Regions from separate parts of the Mus musculus genome. Here region 2 is linked to region 1. A link is a loop called in an ENCODE intact Hi-C map of the cell type or tissue named here. Cell type or tissue: heart. All regions are shown on one strand.

The links. A loop is a pair of places that touch in the nucleus more often than their neighbours do. Peaks named below come from ENCODE experiments on the same cell type or tissue, not always from the same donor. Only the 100,000 strongest peaks of a DNase experiment are listed, where the experiment ranks them.
Region 2: it touches region 1 in a loop (14-fold over the local background); 2 of 42 quality-filtered maps call a loop at or near these places.

The regions. Positions count from the first base shown.
Region 1 is chr10:117,726,694-117,734,693 of GRCm38, forward strand. It overlaps Slc35e3 (solute carrier family 35, member E3), which reads right to left. Exons shown (of 5, transcript NM_029875.2): 5 at 6,985-8,000. Among named protein-coding and RNA genes, the nearest start is that of Slc35e3, 16 kb to the right of the region's middle. In heart, CTCF peaks have their summits at 152 (motif pointing left) and 4,748 (motif pointing left); no DNase peak of the experiment used is centred here; H3K27ac peaks cover 1,089 bases.
Region 2 is chr10:118,366,994-118,374,993 of GRCm38, forward strand. No RefSeq gene overlaps it. Among named protein-coding and RNA genes, the nearest start is that of Ifng, 70 kb to the right of the region's middle. In heart, a CTCF peak has its summit at 3,656 (motif pointing left); a DNase peak (open chromatin) is centred at 3,638.

The sequences.
Region 1 (8,000 bases):
AGTTGGTCTAGCGGTTAAGAGCACCAACTGCTCTTCTGTAGGTCCTGAGTTCAAATCCCAGCAACCACATGGTGGCTCACAACCATCTGTAATGGGAAATGATGCCCTCTTCTGGTGTATCTGAAAAACAGCAACAGTGTATTTACATATAATAAATAAATAAATAAATCTTTTAAAAAAAAAATCTCCGGCTGGAGAGATGGCTCAGTGGTTAAGAGCACCGACTGCTCTTCCAGAGGTCCTGAGTTCAAATCCCAGCAACCACATGGTGGCTCACAACCATCTGTAATGGGATCTGATGCCCTCTCCTGGTGTCACAGCTACATGTGCTCATATAAAATAAAAATTAAAATTAAAAATTTTTTAAAAAGAAAATTTTGTTTTAAAATTAATATGAACATATAGTTCTGGTTATTGTATGTTTAAATAGCTTTAGGCTCTTCTTTGATTTATTTTTAGTTTCTGTACATTGGTGTTTTGCCTCTACGTGTCTGTGTGAAGGCCAGAACCCTTGGAGCTGGAGTTACAGGCGGTTGTGAGTGGTCATTGAGTGTGCTGGGAATTGAACCCTGGTCCTCTGGAAGATTAGCCAGGGCTCCTAACCATTGAGCCATCTCTCCAGCCTTCTCACTAGGCTCTTATTCCATGTTTTCCAGGTGGGTTCTGAATGTTTCGAAGAGTTGGCCAAATTTCATTTCTGATTAGAAAGGCAAGAGAAAGCAATGTCAATCATGACTCCATGATGATGCCTGTGAGCAGGGGGTAACACCACGTGGCGGAGTGGGTCTGGGGGAAGATCGGTTGCTTGGTTTGGACATAGGGAGCTTACAGTAGCCTCTGGATGAATGAGCTATATGTAGTGACCCAGTCTTTTTTTTGTTCTCTTGACTCTGTGTTCTTTCATTAAACTCCAAGGTAGCTAAGAAAAGAAGCCTGGGAATGAATTCAAATCCCCTAATGTAAAGACCCAATTTAAACGGAGCAAATAAGGCCAGGCTGAGCCAATCAAGAGGCTCCTGAATCCACATATCTTGGGCTCCAAACATGGCTGTCGCTCCACGTGGGTGGGCCAGTCCTCCTGAAGTGTGTGAGGAGGACCAGCGTTTCCACTTCTAACCTTTTGTATACCTATAAAAAGACTACTTTGTGTCAGATGTGGTGTGTGTCTGGAATCTCAACAACTCGGAAACTGGAGAAGGACTCTAATGTGGCTAGCCCGGGGATCTTGACTAGATTCCGTTTCAAAACGCACAAAATGGAGGGACTAAGGATACAGCTTAATGGTAAAGAAAGCGCTGGCACCCCCTTTCCCCTCCCCCCTCCTCTTCCCCCCCCCCCCAAAAAAAAAAAAACTTTTGTAAAATGTGAAATAGGGATTGTGACTTGGTTTGTGTAGTGGCTATTCCTGGTTGTCAACTTGACAATATTTGGAATGAACTACAATCCGGAATTGGAAGGCTCACCAGTGACCCTTATCTGGAGGCTTGGAGATCCTTATCTGGATCTTGGTTTGAAGATCTTGAGCCATAGTGGCTATGGATTCCAGAAGATTGAATCTCCGAGTTAAGGAACACACCTTTAATCTGGGCTATGCCTTTCATCTGGGATTAAAGGTGTGGTGGAACACACCTTTAATCTGGGCTACACCTTTTGCTGGAGACAATATAAGGACATTGGAAGAAGGGAGTCTAGCTCTTGCTCTTGCTCCTTCGCCTGCTTGCTGCGTGAGACTGAGTAACTGCTAGATCCTTGGACTTCCATTCACAGCTGCGACTGAACCATTGTTGGGAATTGGGCTGCCGACTGTAAGTCATCAATAAATTCCTTTACTATTTAGAAATTATCCATAAGTTCTGTGACTCTAGAGAACCCTGACTAATACAGTTTGATTCACCAACTTCTTGGGTAGGAAAATCGCTATAGAAAAAGGTTTGGAAACCCAGCAGGCTGTGTACATTTCCAGCAGGGGAGGTCAGTGTTAGGTGGGGATGAAGGATGTGATGACATTGGAGAACCTCATGGTGGTGGCCTTGTAGGGCTTCTCCAGAGCCACAAAGGCCAGTGGCAGGGGAGGAGGAGGCCTTGGCCAGGTTCAGTGTGGGAAGCAGAGGAAGCCCTGAGAGTGTGAACCTGGAGAGTATGAACTGTGAGCGTGTGAACCACGAGAAAGGTCCAGAGTGAATTCTGCGGTTGACTTGGGCATGGCAAACTCAGGCCTCTAAGGCTCAGATCCAGGCCCTTTCCCACGTGGCCTGGGCTCAAGGGAACACAAAGCTTTTCCTGGATGTTTACGGCCTGAGACCGCTCACCTAGAGAGACCCCTCTTCTTGTCCCATATGTAATAAACACACAGGTTCTGGGTTGCACAGGTTTAGAGAACTCCCACCTGACTCTGGCTTTACTGTATGTGTGTCTGGCCTTTCTCCAGTCCCTTGCTCCTTTGCAAAGTTCCAGGACCGGAGCTGCTGGGGCCCCAGCATTCCAGAGCCCCATCGAACTACTGGTGATGAGTCTCAGGCTTGCTGTCCCTGAGAGGAGTACTAAGTTCAAGCACTGGATGTCTGCCTCATGCTGTTCCTTATGAATTCAAAGAATGGCTCTGTATGTGGTTGAAGAGTTCTCTAGTCTAAGCAGGATAAAGCAGGACTGCGGAAACCCCAGCCCTTAAAGTTCCTCGCCCACACCTGCAGATGTGTGGTGTGTGGATTCTCAAAGAACATGGGCCTGGTGCATGGGACAGGTCCCAAGGCACCATGGGAGGCAAGGGCAGATGGTGACAGGATTGCACAGATTGTACTTTGTTGCCAACAGAAGTATGGTTAGGACGTACTAGTCAGGACGAAATTGATTTTTATCAAAGCCAGAGTATACACAGCTTATCTGGAGTCAACATCAAAAGAGGGCACGTGCATTCCTGGTGCGGTCTGCTCATGAAGAGCCACATTCCAGTCTGACGGCTGGCTGTGCACAGTATGCCAGAAAAACGTGCAGTGGGAGGGGCAGACCAGGATTACTTGGTGACAGTCAGAGAAGGTATGACTCAAGATGGCTTTGGTCAGGTCAGGCTGGAACCTACAGTCTCCACATGCAGCTCTATCCCACGTTACAGGAGCCTAGAGCTCCACCACAGTAGGCTTTCCCTAACCCGGCGGTTCTCAGCCTTGCTAACGCTGTGACCCTTTAATACAGTTCCTCATGCTGTGACCTCCAACCATAACACTATTTTCATTGCTATTTCATAACTGTAATTTTGCAACTGTTATGAATTGTAATGTAAATGTCTGATATGCAGGGGAGAGCTGGTGGGCTGACCAACTCAGTAACCACCCAGGTCCAGATCATCAGGGCTTTGAGTTGACCCAACCCAACATCCACCTCATCTATGAACGTCTGGGGCTCATGAAGTGGCCGGACCTGCAGATCCAAAGCAGTAGGACCTCCATGTCACAGAGCAACAACAGGATATCTGGGAGAAGCCCCAGTAAGGATCCAGCATTGATAGCGAAGCAGAAGCCAGAGGTGGAGAAACAGACCAGTGACTCACGGCAATGAACATCTGCAAGTAAAGATGTGTGGACAGAAAGGTATAGCGTGTGACACACTGTGACACACCGCAGCTTCCACGGTGAGATCTTCTATGTTTTGTTTCCTTTTGGTGGGGAGATTGCAAGGGCAGGGGTTAGATATGGAGGGATGGGGAGATGAGTGGGGTTGGGATGCATGGTGTGAAGTTCACAATCAAGGCTGGAGAGATGGCTCAGTGGTTAAGAGCACCGACTGCTCTTCCGAAGGTCCTGAGTTCAAGTCCCAGGAACCACATGGTGGCTCACAACCATCCTTAATGAGATCTGATGCCCTCTTCTGGTGTGTCTGAAGATAGCTACAGTGTACTTAGATATAATAGTAAATATATAAATCTTTATATAAAAAAAGAAATCCACAATCAAATGTTTTAAAATGTTTATGTAAAAAATTTTAAAATTACTAAAAACAAAGAAAACCGAACACGACACCCAGTTGCTCAGGGATGCGCCCAAAATTGCAAGTGACAGCTATAGGCACCCTTACTCAATGGGGCTCTCCTTCCCAACCCGGAACAGGCAGCCCGCAGCCTGGTAGCTGCTTCAGCAGCCACTGGTCTGCCCAGGCTCTTCTCGAAACTCCGGTGATTCTGAACATCCACAGCCAGCCTGGGATGTTTAAGAATTGGAATGAGCTGGCCGGTGGTGGCGCACGCCTTTAATCCCAGCACTTGAGAGACAGAGGCAGGTGGATTTCTGAGTTCGAGGCCAGCCTGGTCTACAGAGTGAGTTCCAGGACAACCAAGGGTACACAAAGAAACCCTGTCTTGAAAACCAAAACAAACAAACAAAAGAGTTGGAATGAGGCACAACCAGCCATCTCACCATCTCTGTCCCTTGGATCAAATGATATAAGAATCTTCAACTTTGCTCGAGTTCCACAGATGAGATGACACAGGACCTGCCCTGACTACAAGGCAATAATGAGAAACTGGCTCACTTAAACTTTTAGAGTAGACACGAGCAAATATGAATGTTTCAAACAAAACCCAACGTTAGTCTTTTTTCTTTTTCTCCCTCCCACATTTTTGTTATATATTCTGAGGGCTGGAGACGGCTCAGCAGTTAAGAGCCCTTGCTGCTCTTGAAGAGGACTTGGTTCTTTCCCCAGGATCCACATGGTGGCTCCCAAGCCCTCTGTAACTCTAGTTCCAGGGTGTGGAATGCCCTCTTCTGGCCTCTGCGAGAATCAGCCGTGCTTGTGGTAGAGACGTAGGTGCAAGGGAAACACTATCTGCATGAACTTTTATCTTTTGACTCTTATGGTTGTGGTCAACAAGTCTCTCCATAATTCTCTAAGATGTACAGGCTGTGGGGGTTGGCTTGGCTCTTCAGCTCCAGCCAGAGACAGATCAGGAGGCCCGCCATTGCCACAGGGAGTCCTAGAAGATCTCAGACTGATTCTATGTCTCCCAGGGTGACTGGTAAGACCCACCCACTCCTGTCCCCGCAATGAATGTAGACCTGATTTCTAACTGAAGAAACAGGAAACGGAGAGCGCACGCTAGGTACAGAATATTAGGTTGGAAAAGGGAAACCTTAAAAGTTAAACATTTAGCTGGGTGTTGTGCCTCCCAGCTATAAGCCAGGTGCTCTGGAGGTAAAGGCAGGAAGAGTGTATCAATCTCGGTTACATATCCAGGCCAGCCTTGGCTGCGGGAGGCCCGTCTCAAAACAAGTGAATTTACTGTGCTTTCAGCGACTAAGGTTGTTCTGAAACAAATGTTAAGGTATTAGTGATTTTAACATAGCAAGTCTTTTTTTTTTTTTTTTTTTTTTGGTTTCTCGAGACAGGGTTTCTCTGTGTAGCCCTGGCTGTCCTGGAACTCACTTTGTAGACCAGGCTGGCCTCGAACTCAGAAATCCGCCTGCCTCTGCCTCCCTGAGTGCTGGGATTAAAAGCGTGTGCCACCACGCCCAGCAACACAGCAAGTCTTAAGAGGTTAAAGACTGAAGCTTAGGAAAGGTGGTATTCAGAGAATGGTTTCTTTATACTGTCATTACTACTGAGATAGCACAGAACACACACACACACCATCCAGATGCACACAGGCAGGCCCAAGGCTGCAGATAACTAACCTGACCCTCAACAAATAGGCTGTCTTCTCTTTCCAACCCAGACCAGGCGGCCTGCAAGCATCAGATAGCAGCAGTCTCACTAGGCAACCCCGAGTAGGTCTAGAATTCTGTATATAGATTAGGAGGGCTTCTAATTCAAAGATCCACATTCCTTGGCCTCTGAGGGCGTTGATTAAAGGCGTGTACAGCCACACCTGACTCCTTCCCATTACCTTAATGCTTTCTGTTTTATTTAGACATGTATGTATATATATACACTGCATGCAGAATTAGAGGAAGCCAGTAGGTGTCCTCTGTCATGCAGCCTTGTTCCGGAGAGACCTCTCACAGAAACTGGGCTGGACCCATCAAGCCCTGGGGAATCCTCCTGCCTCTCTATCCCACACAGTACTGGGTTTAAGGGTTTCCACATAGTTGCACCTAGCTTCTATTTTTAAAACTTTATGTGTAGGGCCAAGCTGGATGGCACAAGCCTTTAAGGAGACAGAGATCCCTGAGTTCAAGGCCAGCCTGGTCTGCATGGCTGTTGTGCCTGCACGTCTGTCTGTGTACCACTTGTATAACAGGTACCCGTGGAGCCAGGAAAGGCCATCCATCTCCTGGAACTGGAGTTATAGATGCTTGTGGGCTGTCATGTGGGCGCTGGGAATAGAGTCTCTCCAGTCTCCTGTTGGGAGCCGACTCTGAGCAGAAAGCGGCTATCAGCTCTGCAGCCATTTCTGGCTACTTACTTGCGGGTGGTCCTTTTCCACCCCGACGAGAGACTTGCTTTTCCTAGCATGATGTTTCTGCAGGAAGCCCACCACGGCTGAACACACTCTGATAACAACTTGATCAGACAGCCTGTTTTGTCTCCATTCTTCGAGTCTCTTGCCATTCAGTCCCCACTCTCTCTCTTGCAGACCCCCTTGACCGTCCCACGGCGCCCGAACAGTCCCCCATGCCTGTTTTTTTTCCCGCCCCCCACCCCCCTCCATTAGTTGACAAGGGACTTGGAATTTTGCTGCATTGGAGCTGTGGGTTTGCAAGCAGAACAGACCAGCACTTCCACATATGCAGAGGCCCACTTTCTTCATGGGCTCTAGTATGCAAGACATAAGTGAGAACAGAGGGTCCTTATCGTTTTTTAGCAAAGAGTTTAAGTCTAGCCATTTGACATAGGATTAAAAACTACATTCAGTTCCATTGGCAACAAAAAGACAGTGCTGCCTAGTGTCTGTCATTGTGGTCACTGTGCTTGCTCCAGGGCATCAGTGTGTTTTCCTTAGGAATTTTCAACTAGATGAAAGTCTTCAGGGTGTAAAAAACTGCTTATCAGCCTGTATGGTTCTAATAGTAGAGAGTTTATTCACGTATATAAACACGCCTTGATTCACCATACTCCCACTCTGTCCCTCATTCCTACTGACACCAGCCACTTATCATACCCCACCCACCTACCTATTCAAACCACCCCGGTCCCCAGGGCTTATCTACAGCTAGGATTTGTACGCAGTACAAATCAACTCCGGTCCCCAGGGCTTATCTACAGCTAGGATTTGTACGCAGTACAAATCAACTCCGTTGTTCCTAATGCACAGAAACCTGAGGCTCTCTGTGCTGGAAGACTTTCCGTTAGCTTCTGGGAAACTGTTAAACATTAAACATACACAGAAAATGTTTCTTGAGCATGATTCCAAAGGTCCATGATGGTGAAGACGGCATGTTCTGCAGTTCTTGGCATAATAACACAACTCTGTAAACTGAGGACAATATTTAAAACAAAGACCCACGGAAGCACATGGACTGATACACAGCAGACAATGCCATTCTCCAAAATACACATTTAGTGAGGCCAGGAAAAAAAAAAAAAGTCCTAGACCAGGCACCCTTCCTTTCCCCTTAACAGAACTCAGTATGTGATTTGGGCTGCCCTGGAAGTCTGTGCGGTCTACACGGCCAAGGAACTCGTAGCCCTGACTCACTGCCCAACCTTGAGACCTAGGGGTGTGTCTTCTCCTCGAGCTCAGCACTCCTGTGGCCTGATGACTTGAAAAGGCTTTGTTTTGGCAGTGCTGGGGATACAACCCAGGCTTTTTTATTTGGTTAAAAAAAAAAAAAACCTAAAAACTACCACTACCAACAAAAAATCCTAATATATTAAAAGTTACCTCTTCCTGTGAAGAAGAAAATTCCAGATAAGATGTATTATCACAAGACACGTCTCTTTGTCTTAAGCTGCTTTCTCACAGGAAGTGTATGCTTAGAAAAAGTTATTATTCCAAGAGACCCGACTCTTCTGCGGTCATCAGCGGCTGCTGTGAATGGCAAAACGACAAGATACCTGAAGGCAGACACACA
Region 2 (8,000 bases), 640 kb after region 1:
ACGATCTTCTGGGCTCCTCCAAGGGCTTGGATCACTTCTCCAGCCATGCCCTTTGTAGCACACGCGTCATCCTCTAGGCTCCAGATGCCTGTACTCCACTGCTGCTGCTGCTCTTAGTGGTCATCTCATGGTACTGGCATCTCCAAAACACTGCATGACCCCTTCAGTCCTGGGCCGTCAATTGCAACTGAGGCTGCACCTTCACCAATGGCCTTCCATGGCCTCTCACAGTGCTGAGCCTCAGCTGCTCTGTGTGACCCCCTCATGCCTTCAAAACCAGTACCACCTAGGTGACCCTTACACATTACCAAGTCCCACTGCAGCAGGAGTATACCCTTGGCTATCTCTGAAACACAGCCTCTTTGTGCTTTCAAAAAACACTTCCCAGAAGATGTCACCTCAATGATGCTGGTCTCTTCTTAATCACTAATTTCTTAGCTCCAGCTAACCAGCATCAATGGTCCTAGTAATGCAAAGTTTTTGTTTTAGTAGTTCTGGTATCTTGTTAATCACAGCTGATTCTTCAGCCCCAGCTAACCAGAACCACAAAATCTTCACAATCAAAATAGCAATAGCCCTAAAAAAAAATCTTCCCTCTGAAATTTCACAAGCCAGACCTCCATCTTCAGCACTGTTCTCAACATTATCTTCCAAGCTCCTACACAATATTCGACAGAGCTCTTAACACCGAATGGATCTTCTGTCCCAAAGTTCCAAAGTCTTTCCACAGTGCTTCCCAAAACTTGGTCAGGTTATCACAGGAATACCCCACTATGCTGGTACCAATTTGTGTCTTAGTCAGGGTTTCTATTCATGCACAAACATCATGACCAAGAAACAACCTGGGGAGGAAAGGGTTTATTTGGCTTACACTTCCATATTGCTGTTCATCACCAAGGAAGTCAGGACTGGAACTCAAGCAGGTCAGAAAGCAGGAGCTGCTGCAGAGGCCATGGAGGGATGTTCTTTACTGGCTTGCTTCCCCTGGCTTGCTCAGCCTGCTCTCTTATAGAACCAAGACTACCAGCCCAGAGATGGCACCACCCACAAGGGACCTTTCCCCCTTGATCACTAATTGAGAAAATGCCTTACAGCTGGATCTCATGGAGGCATTTTCTCAACTGAAGTTCCTTTCTCTGTGATAACTCCAGTTGTGTCAAGTTGACACACCAAACCAGCCAGTACAATGTGTAAGAAACCATCCCTTGAGATGGGGTCACTAACATGACCTTATCCCTGGGAAACCAACACTTTATAAATCATTTGTAAAGTTATATAATAGCATTATGAGAGATAAAAACTTTCTCCATAATAAAATTTCATATGGCTACATGTGTGTCATCAGAGGTGGGCCTTTATGGTAAAGGAATCCTTAAATAAAAAATTAAAATAGTTTAAATTTACTCATTTAAGATTTACAAAAAAATCAGGTGTTAGATGTTAAACAGTAATTGACCATAAAGCTTTATTAACCTGCTCTTGGAAATATGCCACTAGCCTTGGATGACAGTTCCCACTGCATCCATCCTTTTAGAATTGTTATATTTTGACTTATATAAATGATGTTCCCTGTTCTGTTTGTGATTCACTGAATACATAGTTTCAGAGTTGTAATGCTTGGATGATTTTTGTGCTTTACTGTGCCAAATGATTTTTGTTGGTATTTGTGATTGTCTCACTGGATATAGTTTCTAAGAGATGTAATGTTTGCTTTTTTTAATGTATAAAATCCCCTGCTTGAGAGCTGCAAAATACACTCAGATTCAAACTGCCTCTGTGTTTGTTATTGTTTGTTACCACCGAATCCTTACCCACCTAGCTTCAAGAACCCTCGTCACAGGGACCCCCATACCCGACTAGGGTGGTCTGTGGAGAGGGAGAGGAAGAGGAGGAAGGAGGAGGAGGGAGGTGGGAGGGAGAGGGAGGGACGAGGAGGCAGGAGGAGGGAGATGGGAAGGAGGGGGAGGGAGAAGGAGGGAGAGGGGGAGGTGGAGGGAGGACATCAGTGCTGGGATTACTGTGTGGCCACACTCACCTTAGGATCACCTTTTACTTATATATGTCTTGTCCTAGGTTTTCTATTGCTCTGATGGAACACCCTGACCCAAAAGCAAGTTAGGGAGGAAAGGGTTTATTCAGCTTATACTTTCAGTTCATTGTCCATCATTGGAGGAAGTCAGGGCAGGAACCTGGCGGCAGGGTCTGATGAAGAGGCCATGGAGGGTGCTGCTTATTGGCTTGCTTCCCCTGGCATACTCAGCCTGCTTTCTTATAGAACCCAGGGCCACCAGCCCAGGAATGGCCTCACCCACAATAGGCTGGGCCTTCCCCTATTAGTCACAAATTAAGAAAATGCCTTACAGCCGGATCTTATGGAGATATTTTCTCAACTGAGGGTTCTTTCTCTTTAATGACTCTAGCTTGTGTCAAGTTGACACACAGAACCAGCCAGTGTGTGTATCTAGCATTTATAATTAACTATATAACAAGGAGGGTGTGTCTTATTTCATACCTAGATGATCTGATGCCTCTATCTGGTTATTGTCACATTGAACAATAAAGAATGGAGGACAAGAGTGTCGGAGTTCTGATTAAAACATCCACAGGGATAAGGGCTTGGTGGTGGGAGAGGGACACAAAGCCAGGATCTGTGCTCCAACAATGCTGTGTCAGCCTTTACCCTTCGGCTGGAGTGAGTGCGCAGCCACAGCCTGGGAGCCGCCCTTGTCACGTGCTCAGGACCTATACGCTGGCAGTGATGCTGGGTTTTTTTTCTGTGTGGCCCTGACTGTCCTGGAACTAGATCTGTAGACCAGGCTGGCCTCGAACTCCGAAACCCCCAGGCCTCTGGCTACTGAGTGCTGAGATAAAGACTTTCGCCAGCACCACCCAGCATAGGATGTCCATTCTTATGGTCTAAAATGCTCACGATAAGAATTCCAAGGCTTAGTGCCCAGGTGCTTCCGAGTGGGTGTTTGGATCGTAAAGAAATTTCAGCAAATTAACATACTTACCTCTTCTTAGCTTGTGTTTAATTTTCACGTTTGGTAGAGAGACTTGGACTGCGGTCTCTCTCCCCTGCACAAATTCTTGTTTTTTGTTTTTTTGTTTTTTGTTTTTTTTATCAAGGTGGGATAAGTAATAAGGAAAACTACAAACTAATGCCTCTCTGTGGAACATAGAGGAGAGGAGGCTCTGGGTTAGCTCCCTTGCCTGAAAGGACGGAAAGTTTATCACTTAAATTTGGCTTATTCCGTATTTATCCTATACAGCCACATTCTTACGACTTCTTACATATAAGTTAATCATTATACGAATGTACGTTTCACTGATCACCAGTTTATTATGGGATTGCCATTCCCAACAAGAGAAATTTATGTCACCCAGAAATCCAAAGAGAAGGAAGAATTTAACATGGAGGGGAAGAGGTGAGCCCTGTGGAGGACCCTTGGAGAGTTGCCAGAAAGATAGCTGCTCTGGGTCGTTTAAAATGGGAATTTGGAACATGTCCTCAATATTTTCTTCTCATGCAGGAATCTTCAGTTTCTGTTCCGATGCATCTCCTCTGTCAGTTTTGGAGCTTTTGTTGGTCTAGCTCCACCCACAAGGTGGGGCAGTGGTATGCTGAATAGTGTTGCAGTTTAGTGGCTTGCGCCCTCTTGTGGCCACATACTAGCATAGCACCGACCAATCTCCTTCCACCTCAAGCCTGCTTCGGTAAATTTGTTCCACAAACCATGGCCAGCGCTCTGGTATAAAGCAATTTCCCCGGGAAGTAGAACGTCACAGCATCGGACTGATATTTGTATTGCCTCCTCAGGCATTGCGGTGGAAAATTAGACTCTGGCTACCTGTTTAATTTCCCTCTGATCATAAGTTTATATTATTTGACAGAAAACTTGGTAGCAGTTAAACATAAATTTTATTGAGCATTTTCTGTACAAGAAATTCTTATTTTTATTCGGGTCAGAGAGTATCAGAGAGATTTTATAAGACATAGAATGTGGCATTAATTTAATGTTTCCTTGATAAAAACAGCTACATAGGGGTAAAACAAACAGTATATGCTGTATACTCTACACACGATATGTTTATAAACAGTATAGAAACAGCAAATATATAGAAACATTATTCTTTCTGCATTTGTCCTTGTTGGCTCTACCACTAGGTTTGTTGTAGGAAACATGAGGAAAATGTAGAATTTGTCCTTTGAGGTGTGTGTGAGTGTGAGTGTGTGTGTATGTGTGTGTGTGTGTTCATAGGGCTGTAGGGAAAGAAGGAGGCGGCAACTTAACTTCATAGACACTTGTCACATAAGGAAGAGTTAACGCGCACAGGCAGGAGTCTTAGCAAAGTTCTGTGGTTTGGAGTAGGTGTGAAAAATTCCGGACAAAACAGGTAAGATACCGAGAACCCCTCTCCCCTGGCCAGGATTTCCGTCAGCACAGGTCGTTCTCCAGCGTGCCATATAGCTAAGGGTAGATGTGAACTGACCCTGTCGCTCTTACCTCCTGGGTGCCGGGATTCCCAGCACACACCATTCCGCTCCGTCTGAGTTCCAAAGATCCTTCATGCATATTGAAGAACCTGGCAGAATCTTCTTTCCACGACCAAGAAGCGGGGACAATAAATGGGCTGCACTCTGTCTAGGATTCTAGGACCACAGTAGGGCGGTGTTACCGTCAGCAGATAGGGCTGCGTCCACACTGCTGCCCAGCCTGTCCTGTTCTCAACACTTAACGTAGGTAACAGAAAAGAACCATACAGACCGGTTCCTTAACCTGTACGCTTCACTCTTGAAGCCATGTCAACACCAAACATTTGGCCTTCTGCTCTGCCCCGGTCCAAAAAACCTTGTCAAGAACCAATATCCCAACAGATGCTGCAAGCCAGTGGGATTTTATTTTGACTCCATGCTTTGAAGCTAATAGGAAGAATTGATGTTTTTATTTTTACACTTTCGTATGGATAAGGGCATTTTCATAAAACGTCAGTGTATGCTGAGGCTATCCGCTCATGGCTCCTCCCTTGCCTCTTTGCATCCCTCCCTCCTCCTCTGGGTTCCGCTAGGTAGCATTATGTCTATATTTTTATAGACATTTTTCTAGCGTATGCGATTTTAAATATTTTTTGACCATGTTGAGTTTTTATTGCCATCGACAGTTTGTCATGGGGACCAGAATGGATCAAAACGGATGACTTAATAAAGATGAAAATACATTTTAATTTATTATTTTATTTTCAATTCAGACGATGATATCAGCATATCGTGTCCTTGACATTTTATTCTAGAATGAAATAAAAGCCCATACAGACTTTGAAGCAGTGAGGAACTTTTACCTAAAGCAAACCAGTAGAAAAGATCAGAATCTGCTGTAGGGACGGCAGGCCACGTGACTGAAGATCTTCAGGGGCCTTGATTATCTTTTGGGGTTTCTCTTTATGGCATCGAAGAGGAGTTTGGTTGCTAGGGGACAGAGCGAGGGTGGCGCTTTGTTTTGACTGATAGATTAGGTCATGTGATCAGTTTTTTACTACATATGTTCTTTCCCATAATGCATCTGATTTTAATTATATACGTGGACACAAGGCTGTCAATAGGGGAGTCTCCCTAAAGGTTAGCCTGAGGACAGTTGTGCCTTATTTTGTGGGCATCCAAAGCCAGTTCAGACTCCCATCACCCTTTCTATCCTTCCTATTTGAATAAAGAGGGAATTCATTTGAATAAAAACCACTCAGAGAGGGACAGACAGGTATTCTGTGGCCGGCTGGCAGCTGAGTAGTCTTGCAGTTGCTAGGTGTGTTGTCCAGAGAGGAATATATATGAACAGTGCATAGGGGTAAGGGAGTTAGCCTGGCAAATACATTGTTACAAAGTGAAGTGGAAATTTCTGGTTTCTTTGGAAAGTCAGTTGTGTCAGATGGTGTTTTGCTGGGGCAGACATGTGAAGGAGTGTTTTCCTGAAGCGGATACAGAAGAGAGGATGTTCTGCTAAAGCAAGCATGTGAAAGGATGGGTGATGAAGGATTCGTTGCTAAGGAGACACGCGCGCGCGCACACACACACACAGACACACACAGACACACACAGACACACACACACTGGTTCGCCTTACATTGCATTCTTGAGGTCCATTTGTCAGGACTCCATAGAGAAAAACATACTGAAAAACTTCTTGTAAGGTTCCTGCGGCTTCTTGCCGCTTCTGTGGAATCAGGTGATTGGCAGAGTGATGTCAGCTGAGACAGACTTGTGTGCTGAGACAAGACCCGTGGAGGGCACATGATATTTGGAGGGAGAATGAGTAGGACTCAAAGAACAGTGACAGAGCCTTGCCTAGCTAACTTTACAATGCTTCTTGGTCTGGAGTCTTTGCTGATCTTTGCTTCATTGAGAGATGCATGACAAAGAAGAAAGGGCGGTGGCCTTTGCTGTTGGGTTAAGTACATCTCCGTGCAGTCCTAGCTGTCCTGGAACTCACTCTGTAGACCAGGCTGGCCTCGAACTCAGAAATCCGCCTGCCTCTGCCTCCCAAGTGCTGGGATTAAAGGTGTGCGCCATTAGCTCTAGTTGTAACTTTAAAAACATTTTCATGGGGGCTGGAGAGATAGCTCAGCGGTTAAGAGCACCGATGCTCTTCCAGAGGTCCTGAGTTCAATGCCCAACAACCACATGGTGGCTCACAACCATCTGTAATGGGATCTGATGCCCTTTTCTGGTGTGTATGAAGACAGTTACAGTGTACTCATATACATAAAATAAATAAGTAAAAATTTTTTTCACATCTTTATTTCTTTTTTCCCCCCTCTTTTAATTGTATCAGCTATGGGCTCCTCTCATGCGGTATTCCCTCCATTAGCTCTGAGAGTGTAGCAGGTTTTCACTCATTGTATGTAGAAATAATGTTGTTAGGGACATATACAAATGAGTGTCACATCTCCTCAACTAAAATTTACCTTCGTTATTTTAATGTTATTTTTTTCCTCTATATCCTACTTTTTTTTAAAGATCTATTTATTTATTATATGTGAGTACACTGTAGCTGTCCTCAGATACTCCAGAAGAGGGCATCAGATTTCGTTACGGATGGTTGTGAGCCACCATGTGGTTGTTGGGATTTGAACTCGGGACCTTTGGAAGAGCAGTCGGTGCTCTTAACCACTGAGCCATCTTGCCAGCCCTATATCCTACTTTTGATACTAATAGATTCACTCCAGCTTTTAAGAAACTCACAATCAGTATGACACATCTGTTTTCATCTATGGTTGAAGCTGGGTTCTCTTAGGCAGCATCTGTTTAAACTGTGTTTTCTAAGATATTGCCTTGACATCCTCTCCAGCACTGTGGTTAAGCCATTCACATCTGAAATGAAAGAGGAAGGGGATACGTGCTATGTTGAGGTCAAGGATGAACTTCAAGAATCACTTTTTTTCCGTGTGGGTTCTGGGGCTTGAACTCAGGTCTTAGGCTCATACGGCAAGCACTCTTACCTTCTGAGCCATCTCATGGCCCCAGACTACTCTCGTCTAAAGGGTTTACTAATGGAGTTTAATTTAAACGTACCAGTCTGCTCTCTATTCTTACATATGCTTCCTGTTCTCTTTTTATATCCCTCTTTCTTCATCTTCATGATAAATCAAAGAAAAAAGATTCCATTTTATCATCTTCATTGACTTGCATTGAATCATTTTGCCAATCTGAGACCAGGCGTTCTAGCTCATCATTTAACATTTTTGTTTTTCATGATTAGATGTGTAGATTTATTATTTTTAAATTTTAATTATTTTTTTGAGACACAGTTTCTTTGTGTAGTCCTGTCATCCTGAAACTCTCTCTGTGTAGACCTGGCTGGCCTTAAACTCAGAAATTCACCTGTCTCTGCCTCCCAAGTGCTAGAATGGTGCATGCCACCATTGCCCAAATAGATACCCAGTTTTATACAGAAACAGGTTTGATTTCATTGGCTGGAACACTTCACAGGCAGCGTTCTATATTTTCA